Linked DNA regions of Homo sapiens: region 2 is linked to region 1. The links are chromatin loops, found by intact Hi-C in ENCODE. Cell type or tissue: chondrocyte. All regions are shown on one strand. Each heading gives the region's core, and the rest is flanking DNA. Links, peaks and the distances in the headings are about the cores only.

What was found. Hi-C counts contacts between places; a loop is a spot of excess contacts. Peaks named below come from ENCODE experiments on the same cell type or tissue, not always from the same donor. Only the 100,000 strongest peaks of a DNase experiment are listed, where the experiment ranks them.
Region 2: it touches region 1 in a loop (3-fold over the local background); 4 of 110 quality-filtered maps call a loop at or near these places.

The regions. Positions count from the first base shown.
Region 1 is chr16:87,659,911-87,671,976 of GRCh38, reverse strand. The region is part of intron 2 of JPH3 (junctophilin 3); the gene reads right to left. Among named protein-coding and RNA genes, the nearest start is that of JPH3, 63 kb to the right of the region's middle. RefSeq lists an enhancer at 8,662-9,612. In chondrocyte, for the core only: no CTCF peak of the experiment used is centred there; no DNase peak of the experiment used is centred there.
Region 2 is chr16:87,598,356-87,610,421 of GRCh38, reverse strand. It overlaps JPH3 (junctophilin 3), which reads right to left and starts at 7,914. Exons shown (of 5, transcript NM_020655.4): 1 at 6,894-7,914. The coding sequence starts at 7,275. It overlaps LOC124903750 (a long non-coding RNA gene), which reads left to right and starts at 8,239. Exons shown (of 2, transcript XR_007065172.1): 1 at 8,239-8,410; 2 at 9,317-9,897. RefSeq lists a silencer at 1,732-1,932 and an enhancer at 8,813-9,375. In chondrocyte, for the core only: no CTCF peak of the experiment used is centred there; a DNase peak (open chromatin) is centred at 1,811.

The sequences.
Region 1 (12,066 bases), core at 9,425-11,924:
AGGCTGGGTGCGGCCACCCCCCACAGACGAAGGTGCATTTATCTAAAAACTGGTTTTAGAAGCTGCTGCATGAACAATCTCCCAGTTCGCCTTTTTACTGTCCTGCTGAAAACCGATCTTCAAAATAACTCTGCTCTACTCAGTTAAGAAGGAAGCAGGTGTGTCCCCTGTGCCTGGAGTGGGCTCAGGACCAGCCCAGTCTCCATGCCTCAGGGAGGAAGGGGGTTCTCCAGCTCCAGGAATCTTGGGCCCAGGGAGGATGCGGCAACACCAAGGGGTGGGGGACCCCAGCACTGGGAGCCCGGGTGCAGGGCTGAGCCGGTGCAGGTGGCCTGGACCCCAGAGCTGGGAGCTCAGGCGCAGAACTGAGCCGGTGCAGGCGGCCTGGACCCCAGGGCTGGGTACAAGGGTTGTGTGGGTGACTCCTGCTATTAGGGCCTGGTGGTCACCTCTCTTCCCAGCCAGTGCCCAACCATGGTGGATAGGAGCAGGCACAGCGGCCGCCACCCAGGACATACCAGGTGGCGCTGGTGAGTGGCCCTGGCTGAGTCACCTGGCACATGAGCCTGGTGCTGTCATCCGGGGTGGGTGGAGTGCCCAGCCCTGACCAACCAGGCCCTCGGGGCCCCTGACGGGTCAGAGGGCAGTGGTGGCGTGTGGGCCTCCCTCCTTCAGCACAACCCAGTCGCCACCTCGGGGTGACGAAGGGGCCAGGTGGGGCTTGGTCTCTGGGGCAGGCAGGTGAGAGCATGCTAGGAGTCGAGGAACAGAGAGACGTGTCTGTGCATGGGCTGAAGCTCCAAAGACCCCGCACATACCCCATTGTCTCGCTGGACTCCCTAACACAAGTTACAAAGACTCAATGATTAGGAATTTCAAGGTGGGGACCTCAGTGTTAAACTCCGGGTGCAGGGCCCTGCTGGGCATGGGTCCCGGGCGACTGTACGGGCCACAGCCCCAGGATTCCAGCCCCAGGCACCTTGCTACCCTCACCTTGGCGGGAGGGGTCACACCACACTGATTCAGGGAGGGCCAGGATCAATTCCCGCTCTTGGGCCTCTGACCAAATGTCACTTCTCTCGAGAAGCCCATTCCTGACCCCCCTCCCGTCCCCATTCCCCCATACAAGCTGCCAGAGCCCCTGGATCTCTACCACGTCCACACCATAGGAACAGGGTCTTCACCCCACAAACCAACGACAGGGCCTGGCACAGGGCAGGCCCCTGCGTAGGCCCCTGTTGAAGTGACACATCAATGTACTTCCGTGGTTTTTCACCAGTGCTGTCCCCGCCGGGTCCCTGAGGACCGGGGCTGTGCGGTACCCTGCGTCCCATCCGCAGTGTGTGGCACCCAGTGGGTGCTCCAGAGATTTGCCTGAAGAGTGCCTGGAGGAAAGGTGGATCGCACAGCCCAGGCATGGGCTTGGAAGGATAACCAACAGGAGGCTGGGCCTGGGGAGAGGGACAGGCCGCTCACAGGGACAGGTCCTGTCCCGCAGTCCACTGCTTGGATCCTGGTGCCCAGTGCAGTGCCATTGATAGAATAATCGGTGGCAAGTCCAGGCTGGACCACAGGGAGCAGCAGGGGCGTCAGTCAGGCCTGGCCGGGAGAACCTCCCCACCCACCCTGCAGAGGCCACACGTGGGTTTGCTTCTCCCAGGACCCTGGTGACAGGATGAACAGAGGCTAAGGTTGTTTGCAGGAGGCACCACCATTCTGACACATTCCAGCAATGCTGGTGGCTGCGGCTGACTCCCCACAGACCCCCACCCTCGCTGCTGGGCTCCGAGGGTGCAACAGTTGCCCACATCGGCCGGTGCAGACCCCGCCTCACCCTCTGCTCCTGAGGGGTGGGGGAGTCTCCGTCAGGGCCTTGGGGGTCTAGGAAACAGCTGCCTCAAGGGCACCGTGGAATCCCCACGCCTGTGTCCCTACCTGTGAATGGAAGGATGAAGGCAGAGCTCCCACAGCCTCGGGACGCAGCCTCGGATTACCCCCGCCCCCACGGCTGGAGCTGACACAGGCGGGCAGGCACACCCACGGCCTCTGAGCCCCATGTGCAGTCCGGCCCTCACCGAGAGAGGCCGGCCGGCTGCTGCAACCTCTCTGCTCCTCCGGTCCCCTAACACACAACGGAGGGCCTGAGAGTCCATCCACACTGGCTGCCTGCAGGCCGCACTCACGTCAGCAGTGACTGCTCTTGGACTTCCTGTCCTTCGTTCCTCTTTTTCTGCCTGGGTCCAGCTTGGCTTTCATCTCCCTACGGGGTCCTGCCTCCCGCTCTGACCAGGCGGCCCTCACACTGTCCCGGCCTCCACCCCACACGCCAGGCCTCTCTCACTGCTGTGGAAACTCACCATGGGGCAGACAGGGAGCTCTCACCGCGGGCCACTGACCCACGTCTGCACTCCCATGCTTTCTGTCGTGAGCACCGTGCTAGGGTCACCCCAATTCACAGAAGCACACTGAGGCTCAGAGGCTGCCAGGCAACGTGTCCAAGGTGACAGACAAGTGGCCAGAGGGGACGGAACCCCAGGCGTGTGTTGCAGAGACCTGCTCTTCCCTCCTGTGAGACAGCACTAGGCTTTTAGCCTAAAGATGGCCAAGTCTCCTTCCTTTTCTCACCCCTCCCAAGTCAGGCATGGAGGAGCCCAGACATCCCATCTGGGATTTCAGCCTCACTCAGCAACCCCATCCTACCCAGCAGGCAAGCATCCTGAACCCCAAATCCCACTAACATGCAGATTCCTGCAGGACTCGGGGCTGACCAGGGACTTTTTAGACCACCTGGCCCTAGAGCAGACCAATGCCTGCACCTCCCCTGCAGAGAACACTGCTGTGAGGACCCAGGATCCAAAGTGGTGCAAGAGGGAAGGCCCGCCACGCCTCCACGCCCCTGTGCCACCGGGAGATGCAGCGGCGATTTCCTTACTAATTCTCAGTGCTCCAAGGGCAGGGCTACCACAGGCCTCGCCTCGCAGGACCTCCGAGAAGATTAACGAGATGTTTGTAATGCGTGTGCAGCTACCTGGAGCCCACGTGGAGGCGAGGGAGAGGAGATCCACGGAGCACGGCCTCCGGGACAGCCGGAGGGGGTGGGAGCTGGGGGTAGGGCTGTCTGGGTCCCAGTTAGGGCTCCACAGGGACATCCCTCCCCATTTTCACTGTGGGGACAGTGGAGGAGGCAGTGTCTGGAATCCAGTTCTTTGGCCTGTGATGGTGTGAGCACCAGGGCTGGGAGCTGGGCAGGAAAGGCCCCATTTAGAGACTGACAGCAATGGAACCAGATGAGGTATCTGGCCAGACTCCGCCAAGAAGAGCAGGCACACGACCTAACACTCAGCAAGCTCCACCCGTGCCCTGGCTCAGCTCATTTAATTCCCACCGGACCCTTGGCAAGGACAGGTGATTTTCTCCCATTTATAGAAGAGGAAACTGCATTTGGTGTAACAGATGCAGGATGAGTGTGACGGGCCACGCCATGCCGAGTGAAGCTTCTCCTTAACAGGGAGGCATGAAGGCTCAGTGAAGGGAACTGACTCACCCAAGTTCCCGTGAGTAGGGCCAGGATTTGAACAGGATCTGGAAAGGGCGTCTGCGGAGAGGTGAGGGACACAAGCCTGGGAACTGCCTTCAGGCTACACAGAGAAGGGACAGGCCCAGATGTAACCCCCAAACATGGACCACGAAAAACAAGAGACAGCAGCGCTGCTGTCAGACGCATGTGCCGGCTCCGGCCTCCAGATCCAGCAGCCGCGCAGGGCTGGTGAAGAGGCCAGAGCTTCCCAGAGGACCCGGAGCGGCTGGAGGGGCAGGGAGAGGAAGGAGGAACAGGCTCAGGCAGGGCAAGACACCAAAAGTTGGCCCACGGAGCCGGGCGCTGCGCTCTGCTCATCACGGTAGTCAGAGGATGCGGGATCCCCAGGGCAAACCAGCCAGATCGACGAAGCCAGAAGATAAGTTTCTGAAGCCACAGAGCCTGTTCAGAGCCGGTGTGCGCTCAGGATTTGCAGGTGGAATCAGAGTGTCCACCAAGGGCAGGGGCCTGTGCACGCGCCACAGGCTCAACACAGCCCAATGGCAGCCATGGCCTGGAGCTAGGAACGGGTTTTGCATTTTAAAGGGGTTGTAGGAAAAACAAAAACAAAACAAAACAAAACAAAACAAACAAAAACAGACAGAGAAGAGTATGTGACTTAGACTACAGGGCCAGCAAAGCCTAAAATACTCTCTAGTCCTTGACAGAAAAAGTGTGTTGATCCTACACCAGGGGAAGCTCCGGGAGGCCAGGATCTAACCCCTTCATCTTCAAGGCCCAGAGAGGGGTGGGACGTTGCCCAAGACCCCCCGCTGTCACAGGTGAGGACTAAGACCCAGGTGTCCCAATGCCAGGCCCTGCCTGTCATGCTGTCCTGTGCCCGTGAACCCACCTGGCCCCCAAAGACCAGATAAAGGGTCCTCACGCTCCCGACTTCAGCTTAGGGTGGGGCAGGAGTTCCTTCTGTCTTTCTGAACAGGGCTGGGGAAGTCGGGCGGCAGACAGAAGGACGATTGTTCGGATCAGAGCATGACACAGTCTCCACTGCCTGTGCTTGGCAAAGACAGTCAGCTGAATGGTGGCCCCTAACAAGGTAGGTCCACGTCCTAATCCTCAGAATATTCCATTCACGTCGGGAAAAGCATCTCTGCAGATGAGATCAAGGTACGGCTCTTGAGAAGAGGGCATCCTCGGTTATACAGGTGGGCCCTAATGCAATCACAGCTGTGCTCAGGACGGGGCAGAGGGAGCTAAGAGACAGAGAAGGAGAGGCCACGTGACGAGGGAGACAGCAGCAACAAGTGACGTGGCCACTCCAGGGAGGCCGGCAGCCCCCAGAAGCCGGAAGGGACCCTCCCCAGAGGCTGCAGAGGGGGCACGGCCCTGCCACACCCTCGTCTCGAGCTTCTGCCCGGAGCTGGGGGACTGCGTTTCTGTGTTTAAGCCTCCGGTTTTGTGGTGCTTTGTCATGGAAGCTGTAGGAAGCTGATATGGTCATGGAGGGGGCACACAGGCCCAGGAGCCGACGGCCTGGGTTCAGATCCCAGCCCTGCCAAGCTCCCACTCGGTGACGAGGCAGGCTGCTAGGCCTCTGTGGCCTCTGTTTCCCCATCTATAGAATGTAGGCAACAATACTGCTCACCTCACAAGGGTACAGGGACAGCTAAATTAGGGGTTCTCTTATATTAGACATTATCCATCAGGTGGCCATGCACCGTGGCTCATCCTGTAATCCCAGCACTGTGGGAGACCAAGGCAGGAGGGGGTCTGGAGAACCCAGAGCACCAGGCCAGCCCCTCTCTGGCTTGAGCCCAGGAGTTTGAGACCAGCCTGACCAACATAGGGAGACCCCTATCTCTACAAAAAAATTTTAAAGAAAATTAGTAAGGCATGGTGGTGCACACCTGTAGTTGCAGCTGCTTAGGAGGCTAAGGTGAGAGGCTCACTTGAGCCCAGGAATTTGAGGCTGAAGTGAGCCATGACTGCGCCACTGTACTCCAGCCTGGGCAAAAGAGCAAGACCCTGTTGCCAAGGGAAAAAAAAAAAAATAGGCCAGGCGCGGTGGCTCATGCCTGTAATATAAGCACTTTGAGAGGTCGAGGGGAGCGGATCACCTGAGGTCAGGAGTTCTAGACCAGCCTGACCAACATGATGAAACCCTGTCTCTACTAAAAATATAAAAATTAGCTGGGCATGGTGGCAGGTGCCTGTAATCCCAGATACTTGGGAGCCTGAGGCAGGAGAACTGCTTAAATCAGGGAGGCAGAGGCTACAGTGAACCAAGACCATGCCGCTGCACTCCAGCCTGGGCAATGAGCGAAACTCTGTCTCAAAAAAAAAAAAAAGAGAAAAAAAGAAGTACCTGTTATTTACCTGATATTCACATATGATGGGGCATCCTGCACTACCATTTGCTGATCTGCCCCATGGATCGAGCGGGCCTCTGCACACCCTGGTTTAGTACCTGGTGAGGAGGTGCCAGCTGCGACCAGGCTGAGGTTGGCAGAAGCCAGCCAGCTACCTGGGGGGCAGCGATGGGAACTGACTTCAAAGCTGAGGACAGGGCTGTGTCCCAGGGACCAGTGTTCCAACCAGGGACAGAACATTCTGGGAAGCAAAGGTCTTTGCCCCATCGGCCTCATCAAAGAGGGAGAGGGATGGGCTGGGGAAGGAGGCTGGGTCTGACGGAAGCCAGACTCGGGGCAGCCGGGAGGAAGAGGGGGCAGTTCTAGACCATGCTGAGCCGTGGTTGTTGAGTGCCTCTCCTAGGCCTGCTCCCACCCCCAGCTTCCTAGGACCCTCACCTGCAAGTGAGGCCAGGCCTTAGAGCTATGTGGGGCATGGGGCTGGGAGCGCCACGCCTCTAGGCCTGTCTCAGCATCTGTGAGGTGGGGCTCACCCCACAATGTTGGGGGGCCTTGGGAGGCTCAGAGGAGGTTGTTCCCTCAGAGCTCGGGTCCCAGAATCACGATTCTCCAAAGATTACTCCTACAGACCTAAAGCACTAAGCAAAGTGCGGGGTCCGGGGTCAGCAGGTCACAGCGGGGCTGGGCCGGTGCTGTCGGTTCTCCAGGGTGACCTGGCTCAGACCCTACCCCAAGACCCTGCACAATGGGGAGAAACCAAACCCGGGGAAGCCAGCCCACGCAGGGGCTTTGCAATGGGAGCCCCCGATATAACAGCAGGTCCCGGGCAGCCAATCGGCTCAGGGGTCCCGGATGGGAAAAGCCTGTGAGCTCACCCTGGGGAGAAGGTTCTAGTTTGGCTTCTCCGCCCAGGGGCAGGCCAGTGATCTCCCCCATAAAGACTGTGGTGCTCATGACCTCCCTCCCTGGAGTCAAAGGGATGAGCTCCGGCAAGGAAGAGGGCCGGATGGTTCCTGTTTATCCGTTCAAGGAGCACCGACCATTTGTCAAACGGGAGCAAACAGATGGTGGAGACGCCTCCTGCTCTGAAGATGCACATGGTTTTGTGTGGTGGCGGTTTCAGGGGACAGGCAAATGCGCTGGGCAGGGGCCAGGTTCACCCTGGAGATGCACTGGTGACCTGGGTCCTCATGACGCTTCCTTGGGCCTCTGCATACAGGTCTTGCTCTGCCACCTGCTAGCTGGGACCCTGGGCAAGTCACACAGGCCCCGGGGCCTCCATGTTTCCACATGTGAGCTGTGGGTCATACACCCACACCCCCACACCGCAGCAAGGATAAGGAGGGCCAGTGGCCTTCACTCCGGGGTGGCTCACCGTGGAGCTCCTGTTCCACCCTGGCCCCAGCCTCCACTCGCCGAGGAGACGGACGAATTATTACTATTTTTTGCGACGGAGTTTCACTCTTGTTGCCCAGGCTGGAGTGCAATGGCGCGATCTCGGCTCACTGCAACCTCCGCCTCCCAGGTTCAAGCAATTCTCCTGCCTCAGTCTCCTCAGTAGCTGGGATTACAGGCGCATGCCACCACGCCCGGCTAATTTTTGTATCTTTAGTAGAGACAGGGTTTCACCATGTTGGCCAGGCTGGTCTCGAACTCCTGACCTCAAGTGATCCACCCACCTCAGCCTCCCAAACTGCGTGAGCCACCGCGCCTGACGGGCCATATGATTTTTTTTTTTTTTCAGACAGAGTCTCATTCTGTCGCCCAGGCTGGAGGTGCAGTGGCGCAATCTCGGCTCACTGCAAGCTCCGCCTCCCGGGTTCACGCCATTCTCCTGCCTCAGCCTCCCATGTAGCTGGGACTACAGGCGCCTTCCACCACGCCCAGCTAATTTTTTATATTTTTAGTAGAGACGAGGTTTCACCGTGTTAGCCAGGATGCTATCAATCTGCTGACCTCGTGATCCACCCGCCTCGGCCTCCCAAAGTGCTGGGATTACAGGCGTGAGCCACCGCGCCCAGCTGGCCATATGATTTTTAACCCCTGAGTACTTCAGCGCATATTTCCTCAAAACAAGGCCATTCCCTCACATGAGCACAGAAGAGTCGATTCCACCACAACTCGACGTCTGCATTCCTAGAAATCACTGCATGCAAAACCGCACAGTCAAAACCACAGGGCTTGTTGGGGAATGGGGTTAGGGAAAGGGCACTCAAAACAGACAGAAACCCTAATAAAAACGGCAGCACAGCTTCACATGTCAAGGGGTTCAGAGACACATTAACACGGCACTTGGGCTTGAAAACGCTGTAAGTTTACCGAGGGAGGTGGGCTGGAGAGCTGGTGCAGAGTGGCAGAGACGGGGCAGTGGAGACGGGGAAGTTGTGCCCTGACGAGGATGGGGTCCCTGGGGCGGCTGGGGCTGTGTGAGGTGCGTATGCATCCTATGTGTTCCTATGTGAACACAGGTGCATCAGGCCAGCTGGGGGCAGTGGCTGTGTTCACCCAGTGCTTCTGGTGGGTGAAATCTCACAAAGGAAAACGGGAAACTTGTGTTATCTTGAAACTGTTCCCTGATATATCAATCATGCTGGAACCAACTCTCATTTTCAAAACAAGCTTTGTAGCAAAACCGACTGTCCAACTCTATCAAGAAATTAACCTTGGCCAGGCACAGTGGCACATGCCTATAATCCCAGTAGTTTGGGAGGCCAAGGCAGGTGGAGCACTTGAGGTCAGGAGTTTGAGACCAGCCTGACCAACGTGGTGAAGCCTTGTCTCTACTAAAGATACAAAAATTAGCTGGACACGTGGCACAGGCCTGTAGTCCCAACTACTTGGGAGGCTGAGGCAGGAGAATTGCTTGAACCTGGGAGGCGGAAGTTGCAGTGAGCCGAGATTGTGCCACTGCACTCCAGCCTGGGTGACAGGGCGCGACTCCATCTCAAAAAAAAAAAGAAAGAAATTAACCTTGAAACAATACAACCAGGAAATCTGTAGCCCTGGATCAAAACTTGCCGACTTATCCTGCCAACCCAACATGGCGTTTTTATGGTCCAAAGAGACAGGCTGGTGCCCAACAGCATGTGACGGCTGAGATTAGTGAGCTCAGGGCTTACCAACCAGGCAGCAGCAGCCCCGAAGGGGTGCTGGAAGTCCGTGAAAGGAGCCGGTGCTTTTCCCTGCAGGCAGTGGAAGGCCTGAAAGGTTTCAGGTAGGGAGGGCCATCCCAGGTCCCAGGCTGCCCCCTGGAAGGTGGATTTCACAGGGAGACAGACGGAAGAGGTTGCAACCCTGCGTGGGGGCTGAGGAGGGTCTGAGCTACATTTTAACTTCAAGATGAGCCAGAGGAAAGCAGCCTGCCAGTCAAGCCCCCAAGGCAGGTATGCACTTCTCCCAAACTCTCCGCATGGCTCAGCGGGGACTGGGGTCCATGGCCGGGACAGACTCTGGAGGGGCCACCAGGGGGCCAGGAAAGGAGGGCAGAGCCTCACTCAAGCCTGGTTCTCCCGCCTCATCCACCCCAAAGACCCTTGACCCCAAAACGAACATCCTGGAAAACAAATCAGGACACTACACCCAATTCCACTATAAACAACCACAAAATAAACCCAGGCCCTTATGCTGACGGTGCTAAAAAAAAAAAATCAGACGCGAGCCTAGTGAAGTCAGGCAGAGGGGAAAATCCGGCTGTCCTTTTGGTTTTGGTTTTGGGAGATGCAGAATGTGCTGCTGACAGAAACCATTCATTCGGCGCCCACTGACCCTTAAACATCGACAGAGTACACCGGGTTCCTCACACTCACCTCCCCAGGCAGAGGGGCTGCTATCTCGGCAGCGTAGGATATCTTGCCTCAAGTCACAGAGAAACAGCAGCAGAGCCCAGGCTCTGGGACCGGCGCTTCGGGATGTCCCTGTGCCCAGGGCAGGCAGGGGAGGCCTACGGATCCCTCTTGAGGGATGACCGTAGGTACAGAAAATAAAAGGTGAGGGGTTACAAGGGAAACCAAGTATTTTGAAATGTTAAATTCCTTAAAAATCAAATTTGTGAGACAACCATGCATAGCCGCCTGAATTAACATACTAAATAACAGGACGAATCTGTGAGCGTAAAATCAACTGCCACTCAGGAGTAGTGGTGGCGTACGTGCCCCTCAGCAGATGGGACGTGAGTGTGAGGCAATGAAATACCCCAGGCTTCCTGCTGGGGGCCAAGGCCCTGGCTTCGTAATTGGGGAAATGCTGAGTTGCACCCAGAGGCAGTGAAAACCACAGCATTGTATGTTCCCCTTCTAAGTCGAAGCCCCATGAATTCTCTCCCCGCCCCGTGGCGGCCTGCGGGGAACTCTCCGAGGTGCTGACCCTGCTCTTGGACGGGTCTTTGCTCTTGGACAGGGCTGTCCCGTGACTCTTCGTCTCTGAGCAGACATGGCTGGCCTTCCGGATAAAGTGGGGTGTGTTCTCGGCTCTCCCCCAGTCAGACCCTCGGCTGTTTCATCCCCCAGCCTCCCTGGACAGTCACACATGGTGGTGACCTACAATGTCGACCCCTCCCCAGTCCTGGACCCCCAAAGTCCAGCCCATGCTCAGAGCGGGAGGCTTTGCTCCCCCTAAAGAGAGTCCACTGCTATCTGCAGATGCAAAGGGCAGGCCCAGAGGAGAGCGTGGTCAGCAGAAACACAGCCCTCAAAGATGTCCCTGTTTTGATCCCCAGAACCCGTCTGTGAATGTGTCCCCTTATGTGGCAAAAGGGACTTTGCAGATATGACTGAGTTAAGGATCAGGAAAGAGAGAGATGACCCTGGATTATCTGGGTGGATAATCAGATGACCCCGAACCACAAGGGTCCTTGTAAGAGGGAGGCAGGAGGTCGGAGAGGAGAGGAGAGGCTGCCCCGCTGGCTCTGAAGGTGGAGGAGGGACCTCGAGCCAAGGAACGCAGGCGGCCTCTGGAAGCTGGGAAAGGCAAGGAACACATTCTCCCTGGAGCCTCCAGAAACTTATGTATTATAAATTTCGTGTTTAGACTTGGGTCCCATCCTCACGATATCTCATTATGTGCATACAAATATTCTACAACTTAAAGCCAAGATCCGAAACACTTCTGATCCCAGTCATTTCAGATAAGGGATTCTCACAGCCTGTACCATTGTCATTCCACTGGACAGATGAGAAAACTGAGTCTTGGAGGAACCATGATAGGCTATGAGAGATCCACTTGGATGTGTCCTGGATGGCATGGGACTCCCATAACTGGGTGGAGCTGTTTGTCTCCAGCCTTATATGGATGGCCCAAGAGGAGGTGCCCCCTCCTACAGACTAGCACAGTGAGGCTCAGACAGGCGATATGACAGTGTGATTGGGGGTCCATCTGTGGAAGAGGCAGCTGGTGGGGAGGCAGAGACTCACCTGTCCACTGCGAGGTGCGGCTTTGCCCCGAGCTGTGGCTTCCTCTACAAAACGGGGAGACTGGGAGGGCTGCAGTGACTACAACGGACATGTGCCAGACCCTGGTGTACTGGTCTGTGCTATCCCAGGACAGAAGCATGAGCAGTGGCGCCCAGTCCAGCCTGTGGCCTCTGGTGGGGGTGGGCAAAAGGGGAGCACGGAACCGAATTAGCTTGGCCACTTGGGGACAGAGCCCTGGGAGAGGCTCTCTGGGGAGGCCCCTTTCACTCCAGCCCTACAGCAGGGCTGGGACTCAATCCCAGGAAACCTCACTCCCAGGAAGTCCTCTGTGCCCTCCCTGCAGCCCCCTCTGTCCACCTGAGACAGTTTCAAAGCATCTGCTCTGGGGAAAAGCTCAACTCTCTGAAACAGAATCCAGGGAGAGTCTTTCTCAGAGGGACGCCATTGGCCTGCAAAGTTCTCTCCGTATTACTGAGACGCACAGCTAGTCCCTGTGCACTGCCGTCTCTCCCCAGGCTCGGAGGCAGGTCCTGTCCTCAGCTCCCCTTTACAGATGAGGAAACTGAGGCACAGGGAGGTGACGCTGCTTTCCCAGGGTTTCCAGGTGGCAGGGCTGGGGCTTGGTACCCCCGACCTCCACACTAGGAGTGACAGGGACAAGGAAAGGAATCCCCTTCACAGCAGAGCTCAACGGGCCCAGAAGGGACGGAGCAGGGCCATGCTATCCCTCTCCAGACAGCAGCTGCTAGATGCC
Region 2 (12,066 bases), core at 723-3,222, 53 kb after region 1:
TTCCCATATGGAACTTACACTCCAGACCAGTGCTGCCTGCCCAATAAAGCTTTCTGCACTGATGGAATGTTCTGGATTTACATTGTCCAATATGGTGGCGACTAGTCCCAGGTGGCTGTTGAGCCCGTGAAATGTGGCTGGTACTGGTTCGTTGCCTGTTAGGAACCCAGCCACACAGCAGGAGGTGAGTGGCGAGTGAGTAAGCAAGCAAGTGAAGCTTCGTCTGTATTTACAGCCGCTCTCCAACGCTTGCATTACTGCCTGAGCTCTGCCTCCTGTGAGATCAGCAGCAGCATTAGATTCTCATAGGAATGCAGAGCCTACTGGAAACTGCTCATGCCAGGGACCTAGTTTGCACACTCCTTATGATAATCTAATGTCCGATGATCTGTCACTATCTCCCATCACCCCCAGATGAGACCGTCTAGTTGTAGGAAAACAAACTCAGGGCTCCCACTGATTCTACATGATGGTGAGTTGTATTATTACTTCACTATATATTACAATGTAATAATAATAGAAATAAAGCACACAATAAATAGAATGCGCCTGAATCATCCCAAAACCATCCCTCAACCCTGGGCGGTAGAAAAATTGTCTTCCATGAAACAGGTCCCTGGTGCCAAAAAGGTTGGGGACCATTGGTCTAGAGGACTCACCCATTGAGGCAGATGTAAAGAGAATGGTGGTGAAACAGTTTCACTGACTGGTACAGACAAATCATTCCTCTGCCTGCCTTCGGCTGTGCACCTATGACCCCTGTTATGCTCCAAGAGAAGTGAACACACATATCCTATGGCAGGAATACACCTTAGACTTCAGAGCAACTTCTATACATCTTACTAAAGTCTCACCCTAGGCCGGGCACAGTGGCTCACACCTGTAATCCCAACACTTTGGGAGGCCGAGGCACGCAGATCGCCTGAGTTCAGTTCAAGACCAGCCTGGCCAACATGGCAAAACACTGTCTCTACTAAAACCCAAAACATTAGCCAGGTGTGGTGGTGTATGCCTGTAATCCCAGCTACTCGGGAGGCTGAGGCATGAGAATGACTTGAGCCCAGGAGGCAGAGGTTGCAATGAGCCAAGATCACTCCACTGCACTCCACCTTGGGCTACAGGGTGAGACTCCATCTCAAAACAGATAAATAAATAAATAAAAACAAAAAAATAAAGTCTCACCCCCAAACCCACCTCCACAAGCTGGGAGCTGCTCTCCCAGTTGACCAGCAGAGGATGTTACCTCAGAAGACACTCACTTCTTCAGGAAGGACTGACAGGGTAGGGGTGAAAACATAGGCAGGCATGCCAAGTGGCAGCCCTTCCTGGAGCATGGAATCCATGCACCGACTGAGTAGGACCAGGCACACTTCTTCTTTTTCTTTTGAGATGGGGTCTGGCTCTGTCAGCAGGCTGGAGTGCAGTGGCACCATCTTGGCTCACTGCAGCCTTGACCTCCGGGGCTCAAGCGATCCTCTCACCTCAGCCTCCTGAGTGGTGGGACCACAGGCGTGCAGCACCACACCTGGCTAATTTTTGTATTTTTTGTAGAGACGGGGGTCTCACAATGTTGCCCAGGCTGGTCTCAAACTCCTGGGCTCAAGTGAACCTCCCATCTCGGCCTCCCAAAGTGTTGGGATCGCAGGCGTGGCCCCCACATCTGGCACAGGCATAGGCACACTTCTGGTGGTTGAGTGTGCTGGAGGGTCCGGGACCAGGCGGTCACTGGCAAGGAGAGATGGTTTGGCTTGAAGAGGATGCCTAGAGCGAAAGTGAGTCCAGCCGTCCACCCAACCCAGGCAGGCAGCCGGGAGCGCTCTCCAAGGTGCTGAAGGGACTGCCTCTCTTCTCTCCTCCTCTCCTCTCCAGACTTGGAAGACAGCACCTTACTCAAGTTCGAGCCAGGACCCCAGTGCAGCGGTGGCTCCATCCACCGCATGGCCTCTCACAGCCATGAAGCTACCAGCGGGGGAAGCGGCCAGTCCACGGAGACACGGACCAATGTGGAAAATTCACACCAACATCACCCTCTCCTCTAGTACTCACAAGTCTTTTTGTCATCTAAGGACACAAAGGGCGTTACATTCAACATTATTAGCTCACAGTTGAGAGCTCGTCATATTTAGAGTTGTGGAGGCTTGGGGAAAACAGGAAGAAAAAGTCTTGGAAAGGAACAGCAGAGGCTCCTGCCCCCACCCCCACACTCCACCCCTTCTTGCTCTCTCCGGCTGGGTGTCCTCAGAAGAGAAGGGGTCAGAGTTCTCTCTCTCCTTCTCTGTGTCAGCTGGGGCTGCTCACTCACTACTCCAGATCGCTGCTGTAGGCGGGTGCCGGTCCTCACTCCCCGGCCAGCTCATCTCAGGATTCCTCACACAAAGCCCATCAAACGGCCTCACGGCCAACGTGGGTAGGGGTGCCCTTCAGCCACATTTGTTTCTCAGCTATAACTGGCAACAAAAAAATAGCTGTTTGCTTCTTCCTTTCTCTTTTCACCTTACGGAGCCTTTCACCACCCGCCCCCCGAAGTAGCGGAAAGAGAATCTCGGAGAAAACGCTTTCGTCTCCAACTGCTCAGGGCTTGCTTCTTGTTTCTGAAATGAGTTTCTGTTGGCATAATCTCCGCACCAATGAACCTGATTCCTTCTAACCTGGGCACTCATTTGAAAAAGAAATTACTTGTTGCATAGTCATAGTCATAGCCAAGCACAAAGCATACGCCCCATGGTAGTTTATTTTGTTGAGATGAGGGATTTTTCTCCCTAAAAGGGCACTAACAGCATAAACGTGTGTTTAAAATGGAAACGAAGCACACCACTGCCTCTGTCATCTGAGCTCCCCGTTTACAGGCCTGGTGGAGATTCAGAGTCCTTGGCCAGTGGAGAGCAAGCAAGGCCGCAAGGGCGCAGTGGCTGCGTTCTGGGGGACGGGGTGGAAAATGTCTCCGGGTGGCAGGTGTTTTGTGCGCGTGTGTGTGCGCAGGCGCCTGGGGGGATCTGAATTCCGACTGTGGGTGTGTGTGATTTGTGTGGGTTGAGGAATCTGGGCCGGTGAACGGGACCTGAGTATGAGGGGGAGAGGCTTGGGCGTGAGATGACTCATATCTTTCAGGGTGTAGGAGGGCTTATTGGAGGGGGTAACTTTCGATTCGAGGGGTTCTGTGTACACAGCACCCGAAGGAAAGATCTATACCTGTGCGGTGCAGCACCGGCATGCATGGTGGGCCTCAGGGGGCCAGGGGTCCTGGGCAGTGTATGGGTTTGCCCGTCTGTGCATGGGCATTCACCTGCAATTCTGGGCCACTGTACGCACAAGAGAACGAGAGATATAAACGAGAGGAAAGAACAGGAGGTGTTTTTGCACAGGGGCATTTAGAGAGCGACGTACCTAGCAAAGGCCCAGGCTCTGGGATGGCTGTCCTGAGTGTGACGCCTGCTGGTTCCTCCCAACCCACACCCACTGGGAGCCTCCACTTCCCAGTGTGGAAAATGAGAATAACAAGAAAATCACCCTCTAGAGGTGTAAGAATTAAGGGCTGTAATTCATTTAACACTTGCCACATGCTTGGCAGACAGTAAGTATCTAATGTTGCTATTTAACATCATTTACATGATCACCAGTCTCCTGTCCAGATGTTGGTTCTAATAATGATCATTGTAAGTGACATGCATTGCCTGGAAACTGTAATGAAAAAACTAACGGTAAATAATAATGTATGCTTACTATATTCCTGGCATAGCCACGCACACCATTCTCAATTAATCCTCACCCACCTTACAGGTATTGTTATCAACCTTTTGTAAAGATGAAGAAACAAGCTCAGAGAGGTTAAGTAATCCAACCAGGGTCACAAAACAGGGCATGTAGGGCAGGGATTCAAGCCCAGGATGCAAGCTGGGGTTGTGACTGGAAGCAAGTGTGCCTGTACCCCACACCCCCAGGCCTCACCATGCAGACGGTAGGAGCTACTCAGCTCAATCAGGGAGTACCCTAAGGGGAGGACACACCTGGAGGAGGAGGAGTTGGCACAGGTGTCCCCAGCTGAAATTCCACACCAATTCCAGCTACATGTGGAATACGCTGGCCGCTGGTGCATCATTCATGAAAATCGCCATTTCCCCAAGTCAGCGCCCAGAGCTGGGCTGAGGTTCCAGAGCTTCGCTGATGGCTGCCCAATATTCCCCCACTTCTTGTGCAAAGGAAAAGTCAGAGTGGAGCTGGGGCCATTAACTCCTTCCTCACTGCGACATGGCTGTCACCACCCACCAGTTGACTGGGAAGGAGGCATGGAGGTCTCTGCCCCATTCTGGCGATCCCCACACCCTGCAGGCTCCTTCCATGGGCTGCCTGGGGACACTCAGTGCCATAATCACCCCCTTCCCAACAGGAAGCTGGGAGCCCTCCAGAAAAGTGGCCCAGATGTCCAGGCCCGAGTCCTCAAGACCAGAAGGGTCAATTCTATTTCCTGTCATGCCATGTTGCCAACCAAAAGGGAGAGCCGGCCATGAAGCTCCCCATCTGCATCCCTGCCTGGCTTTGCTTATGGGAGAGCTAAGAACCGCATACCCCTTGAGAGGATGTTGACAATCTGGGCTTCTTCCGGCAATGTGATGCAAGAACGAGGGGGGTTTGGTCCCAGACAGATCGGGGATCCCTGCAGCCAAAGGCTGGGACTCCTGAATCACAAAGCCCGGGCCTTACTGGCCTCATCTGTAGAATGGACATGATCAGGCAGGACCACAAGGAGGGGAAGGGCTTAGGGGAGCAGGATGCTGAGGGAGCTGTCTGGCTGGAGTGGAGAGCCCAGGGAAGTGGACCTATAGAGAAAAACATCTCTCCCCTTAACCCGTCAGATCCTAAACTACACGGCCAGCCACAGAATCAGATCCTTTCTTCCCTAAAAAGTCACAACATAATCGCCGCTCCTTCTCCCTCAAATGTAAGCTCCGTGAGGGCAAAGATCTGTGTCTGCTTTGCTCAGTGTGGTTTTTCCAAAGCCTAGGACACCTGGCTGTCTGCTTTGCTCAGTGTGGTTTTCCCAGAGCCTGGCACACCTGGCTCATAGCAAACATTCCATCAGTATTTGTTGAATGAAAGAAATGATTCCTCAGGACTCTGGAGATGTCTGAGGAGCGTGGGCAGAGTGGGGTGCTCAGCCTCACCCCCAGATATTCTGAGGAGTTTCAGAGACAACGAAAGCCCTGGCTCCTCTCGTCCCCATGCCCTGCGTGAGCCCGGCCTGCACAGTCCTCCTGGAGCAGGCTCAGCCAGGAGCACCTCTGGAGGACAGGTCTGCAGAGCCTCCTGGCCAGAGCCTGGGGGTGATAGCAGCCCCTGGGCTCCAAACAGCCCAGCTGGAAGCGCCAGGCTGCCTGCCTGTCTCAGCCACCCACATCTGCTGCCCGGGCCTCCCTGTGCCTGCACGCGCGCGCACACACACACACAGGCCCACAGCCTGGAACCAAGGGAGCACCGTCTGCTCCCGCCCGGCCCTCAGCGCCCCAGGGTCAGGGAAGCTCTCCAACCTGCTCCATGAAAACAACAACGGCACAGAAAAGGCCGCCTGAGACCGGGGCTGGGCACGGCTTTGACAGGCAGGAGCATTATATAATTAACTGCCCCAGACTCCTCCTCCTCTTCGGGTAATAACGAACCCTGCTTTTCAGTTGCATAAGCCAAAATAATAATTACTCTCCAGCCCCCTGCCACTCCTGGATGTGGCCGTGGAGCAGGTGTTCCGAGCTTTCTTCATGAGACTCGGAGGCAGCGAGCGGGCGGGGAGGACTAGAGCACACGTACGCTCAGGATTTTTATTCTCGGCAGAAGCACAAGTCATTGCTGCGTCTCACTCCCTTCCCAGGCATCCATGCCTGAAACAGGCGAGCCGCCCGAGGGAGGCAGAGGACCCAGTGCCTCTGAGGATAAGCTCCCACATGGGAGTGGACTGGTCGGGGAAGCCAGTTTGTTTGGGGTCTGGCTTCCAGGAAAGGACCGGCTCCATGCGTGTCAGGTGCACTGAGGAGTGGATATCGGAGAGTCCAGGCAGGCGGGCAGCTGCAGAGCCGGCCAAGGTTCCCTGCACAGAAACCATCTTACAGCAGCAGCAGCAGCAGCAGCAGCAGCAGCAGCAGCAGCAGGCAGCTCCCTGGCTTCCGGCCCCGGCTCTGCCCCGAATGCGGTGGCATCTTAGAATGAAGGCACAGATCGATTCCCTCAACTAATGGTGAAAACGATGCAGCCACTGAAAGACGAGATTCCTGGGCTCTCACTGAGCAGATGGGCCTCCCTCCTCCCTCCAGCAGCCTGCTTCGACAGCGCTAGTCCGCGTCCAACCACCTAGAAGTGTACTGCCTGGCTGTTTTGGTTCGGGTTGGCATCCCCCGCCCCTAGCGCTCCCCATCACTCCCTTTCTCTCGGCTTGGGCAGATTCGGGGCTGAGGAAGGCCCTCGGGCGCCGCAGGAACACCAGAAGCGAAGCTGGGGCCTGATCGAAGGGCGGCCTCCAGGGTGGGGGGCAAAGCCAACAAGGGGAGGGGCCCTTCTCCCAGCCCCCTCTGCCCTTGCTGGGTTCCCCAGGGCCGCGGGCCCAGCCTGGCCCTTCCCGCAGGTCTCCGGCCTGCTGTGTCCGACGCACGGAGGCTCTGCTGGGCCCCGCCTGGCTCTGCCCCTGGAAAGCCCCCAACACCCTTCAGCTGGCACAGGGGCACTGTCCCCACCAGGCAGCGGGGCAACCTGTAGCCAGGAGCCGCCGTGGCTTCCAGGGAAGCCCGGGAAAGGCCCCTGGTGCCCACGGCCCAACCGGAGGACGCAGCTCAACTTCCCCAGAGATCCACAGAAGGGGCGCGATCGGAAGCACGTCCCTCCCGCCCCGGCCCGGCCCGGCCCGCGGCACCTACCTCCGTCCGAGTAGGTCTCGGTCCCGTAGCCGTCCTGCAGCCCGTTGCTCCAGGTCCCTTCGTATTTGGCCCCGTTGCCCGCGCACTCCCGCACCCCGTAGCGCCCCTTGAATCCGTGCGTCCACTCGCCCTTGTACACCCACTTCCCCTTGCTCTCCAGGCCGATGCCGTGGCGCTTGCCCTGCGCCCAGGTGCCCTGGTACGTGTTGCCGCTGGGCCAGGTGTAGACGCCCAGCACCTCGAAGCCGTGGCTCCACGAGCCGGTGTATTCGCCTTGGCCCTTGGGGCCGGTGCAGACGCCATGGCCGTGCGCCTTGCCGTCCTCCCAGCCTCCACAGTAGGACCCTCCGTCGTCAAAATTAAACCTGCCCCCACTGGACATGCATGTAACTCGGTTCCAGATCCCGCAAACGGTGAAAACGGACTCAGGCGATCGACACAGCAGAGTCGCGGCCGCCGGCGGCCCTGGGTCGCGAGCGTTTTCCGGAGGAGAGGAGGACGCGGCCCCGGAGCGCGGTCTCGGGCGCGGGCGGCCGCGGCGCCGGCTCCGGAGGAATTTCAGTCAATCGGGGGCGATTATTCCTTTTCGAGCTGCGCCGCGGAGCCTGACCAGCGTCTCGCGCTCCCGCTGGAGACAGGACCGGAGGGGAGGGGGAGGGGAGGAGGGAGGGAGGGGGCAGGAGCGGCGGCGGCGGGGCCCGCGGCTCCACCTCAGCGGCGAGAGGGCCCCTCGCCGGCAGCCCCGCGGGGAGGGCGCCGCGCCGAGGCCGGGCGGGGGGCAGCTCAGGCCCGGGCCGCGGCCCCCCACCTGCGGCTGCCGCGCTGCGGGCGCCCGAGGGCGGCGGCGGGGCCCGCGGGCGGCGGCGGCGGCACGGGCGGCGGCGCTGGCGGCTGCACCATATTGGGGGCCGCGGGCCGGGCGCGGGGCGGCGGCGGCAGCAGCAGCAGCAATGCGGCGGCTCGGGCGGCGGCGGCGGCGGTGGCGGCGGCGGCGTGCGCTCCGGGCCCGGCTCGCGCGCTCGGGCCGCGCGGCGCGCGCCCGCACCCCGCCCGCCCGCGCGCCCCCGCCCGCCCCCCGCCCCCCGCCCCCCGCCCCCGCCCCCGCCCCCGCCCCCGGAGCGCGGCGGTCCCAAGAGGGGCGCGGCCCAGCAGGCTAGGGCGCGGCGCGCGGGCGGGGACCCCGGGCGCCCCGCCCTCCGCGCCCCCAGCCCCGCGCTCCCCGCCCTGGGCTTCCCCGGGGCCCCCGCCGGACTGGAAACCGGGGTCCAGCCGGGGCGCCCCCGCCCCCTCCGGGAGTGGGATTTAAAGGCACAGGAACTGCGTCATGGGAAGGCGCGCAGCACTCAGGGCGCCCTCGGCCCCCTCCCGGGAGCTGGGCGGTGAGGCCTGCAGAGCAGGACCTGCCAGCTGAGCGCCCCTACCCTCGCCCCTGCCCGCCCCCGCGCCTCGCCCCTCCCGCCGGGCTCGGATCTGCCCCGCCTGCCCCTGACTCGACTGAGGCCCTTTGCAAACCACAGGTGGTTTTCTCCGGTGACAAACAATGCTTCCTTCTTCCTTCCGGGCAGCTTGGGTCCAAGAGTGGGGGGAGGGGGGCTTACCCCAGAAAACAGGGATTTGGCGAGTCCCTCTCCCCTATAAATTGAGTGAGAGTCGGGACACACGCGTGTATCTTGGAGCAAAGTCACCCGAATTCCGTGCGCCCTGCGCCCTGGCCAACAGGTAGCGCCCCCCCACTCGGGGAACGGTCGCGCTTTTGGGGAGCAAAGTGGGACCGCCATTCGGGCGTTTCTAGGTCTCTCTCCAGACATACTCTCACCCTCCGCCCCTCTTCCCACGCACAAGAGAGAGTCTGATTCTTGGATCCGAGCATCCTGGGATCCATTTAAAATGCATTTCCTGGACCATAAATCCTCAGGCAGAAGCCGGCGTCCCCAGCCCTCCTGAAATGCGTGCGGGAAATGGCAGCAGACCGGTGCAGTGGGCTGATGGGGGTGTGGAGGCTGCCCAGGGTCCTCGCTCCTGGGAGTGTGGGCCGGTGACCGCAGCGCGGTGAGCCAGAAACTGCAAGCCAGGCCTGGAGCCTGAGATTAGGACAGGAGAAGAGGTGCGATTCGGAGCCTCCAATCAGCCAGGAGCCCTGCTCAGATCTTCCCCTGTCCGAGAGAATCAGGATGGTCCCCACTCTTGGCTCACGGGGCTCTCAGAAAAATCAGCCCCTCCTGGGAGTCCCAGAGTTCAACCTCAGTCTCTTGCCTTGGGCACCAAAGCTCCCTCCCCAGAGTACCAGCAGCCAGGAGGACAGTCACCTCCTCATACACCCACTGTCAATGAGGAACATTTAGGGCGGTCGGCTTTGTTTTGTTTTGTGCAGTTACAGTGATTCATTGAGCTTTCTAGCGCTGTCTCCCTGTGCCCCTCTACAGAAGTTCTCTAAATGTCTGCGGTGGCATCATTGGACCAGCTACGTCTTGGACTTTATTGGAAGCTGCCAAATTGCTTTCCAAACACCTGGAGCAACTGACCTCTCACCCTTCAGTGTGCCTGGGTTTGTGGTTCTCTATTTCCTGGCCAGCACTGGTGTCCTCAAACTTCTGATTTTCTTTCCATTTATTTTACTTTGTTCATCTAAATGGGTATGAAATAATATCTCTGGGCTGTTTCATGTCCATGGAAATTTCTCTGTTGTAAATGTGTGGGCCAAAGGAACTGCACCTTGTCCTCAAGAGATTCGGGTCGAAACCTTGGCTCCGGGGCCCACCAGCAGTATGGCTTTGGGCAGTCACCTAATGTCCCTGAGCTCAGTTTTCTCATCTGTAAAATGGAGATGGCAGAGTTCCCATAGGGTTACCGTGGGAATTCAAAAGCTAGGCGCCCAGCACTCAGTAAGCGCTCGGGAAGTGGGAAGTAATGTTATTGGAAGCCAGCCCCCCAGGGAGGGTCATGGATTCCTGCATGGAGACACCCAGCCCTCTGCCTGTTGAAATAAACATTGCCACCACTCGTATGTTCTACTTTTCATTTCTTCCATTTTATTTCCAACCATTTTGCTGCTGAATCAGCAGCCCTCCTTCACACAAGCAGTGGATTGCAACTGAGATCCTATTGAAACACGGTGGTTGCTTCCAAGCAGTTACTGGTCAGCACCTTCCACCTTTGGCCAGTGTACACTCCGCTCCCTTGCAGTTCCAAGACCCCCACCTCCAACTGACCCTCTCTCATCTCCTGCAGTCAGTTACTCCAGCGGTGACAGGCTCTAGTCTCTGAAATGCAGATATTACAGGCATTTGTTCTGTGCAATTTGGAAATCACCGCCCTCCCGATAAAGTAGGGCTGGCAGTATTGATTTCACTTTGGAGGAAACTCTCCAAGCCTATAAACGTAGTACCACCCAGCCGTTTAAAAACAAAAACCAGGGAGAAGGGTAAAAAAGCTGTAACCCACATGTGAGCCAGGCACTAGGATGAAGACAGCACATTAGTCATCTCATGGACTCAGGTGATTTGGAATTACACTCTCCTTTTTAAAAGAATCACTTTTCCCCACCAACGTAAAGTGCCTTGCCAGAGGGAAAATAATGACTGGGCAGGATTCGAGCCCAAGTCTGCCTGGCCTTCCAGCCTGCACCCTTTCTGGCCTCCAGGCATGGGTCCTTGCTGTCTCTTTTGCCTGGTGCCTCTTCCCATGACAGTAGAGCTTTCTGGTCTCAGCTCCAGAGAGGCTTCCTGACTAGTGCAGAAAGAAAGCTCCCCCTGCATCCCCACAAAAGCCTATTAATCTCCTTCAAAGAACTGAGCCACGATCAACTTATCTGTGCTTGCCTTCTTGTCTTTGCCTGTGTTTACCATAACACTGTGAAATGTCCACAAGATCCCCCATTCCACGTGATCTTCTTCCAGTGTGGTGTTGACACCCCTCCTGTTGAGGGAGTGCTTTGGGGGAGCAAAGTGGGACTGCCATTTGGGCGTTTCTAGGTCTCTGTTGAGAGGTGGGCTCTGCATTCCCTTCCCCTGAATCTGGGCCAGTGTGTGATTATCACAGAAGTGACAGGATGTGACTTCAAAGGTCAGTTCATAAACAGCAACACAGCTTCTGCCTCATGCTCTTGGGGTGCTCAAGCTTGGAACCAAGTTGCCATGATGTAAGGAAGCTCAAGCAGCCCCTGGACGTGCCAACAAGGAGAGATACAGGGTCCTCCAACCCACAGCTCCAGCCAGACTCCCAGCCAGCAGCCAGCAGCATTTGACAGCCATAAAAGTGTACCATCTTGAAAGTAGACCCTCCAGACCCCAGGCAGGTCACCCCAGCTAAAGCCACATGCAGCTGAGACAAGCGTTCCCCATCACATCTTGTCAGAATTTCAATTTTCTGAAAAAAAAAAAAAAAAAAAAGAAGATTGTTGTTTTAAGCCAGGCATCACACAAACCATAACCCAGAGGCCAAATCTAGTCCACTGCCTATTTTCATAAACAGAATTTCACTGAAGCACAACCATGGCCATTCATTTGTGTGTCTAGAGTGGCTTTTACACTGCAACATAAGAGTGGAGTCGTTGTGACAGACACCATATAGCCTACAAAGCCTAAAATATTTACCATCTTGTTCTTTACAGAAAACGTTTACCACTTTTTGCTCACGGGGCTCTCAGGAAAATCAGCCCCTCCTGGGAGTCCCAGAGTTCAACCTCAATCTCTTGGCTTGAGCACCAAAGCCGCCTCCCCAGAGTACCAGCAGCCAGGAGGACAGTCACCTCCTCATACACCCACTGTCAATGAGGGACATTTAGGGCGGTTGGCTTTGTTTTGTTTTCTGCAGTTACAGTGATGCAGTGAGCTTTCTAGCACTGTCTGCCTGTGTATTAGTCTTCAAGGGCCGTCATAACAAAATACCGCAGACTGGGTGACTTCAACAACAGAAATGTCTTATTGTTTTTGAGGCTAAAAGTCCAAGATCAAGTTTCTGGCTGATTCAGTCCCTGGTGAGAGTTCTCTGCCCAGCTTGCAGATGGCCACCTTCCCACTGTGCCACGACCCAAGCCTCTCTCTTTTACTGGGCCCTACATCTCTGCTCTCAGCCAGCCTGCCTTATGTTTCTGCCCTCCATAGACCAGCTTTCTCTGCTGCAATCTGCTCTTCCCATCCTAACAGTCACTAACCTGGACTCTGGAGATCCTGAT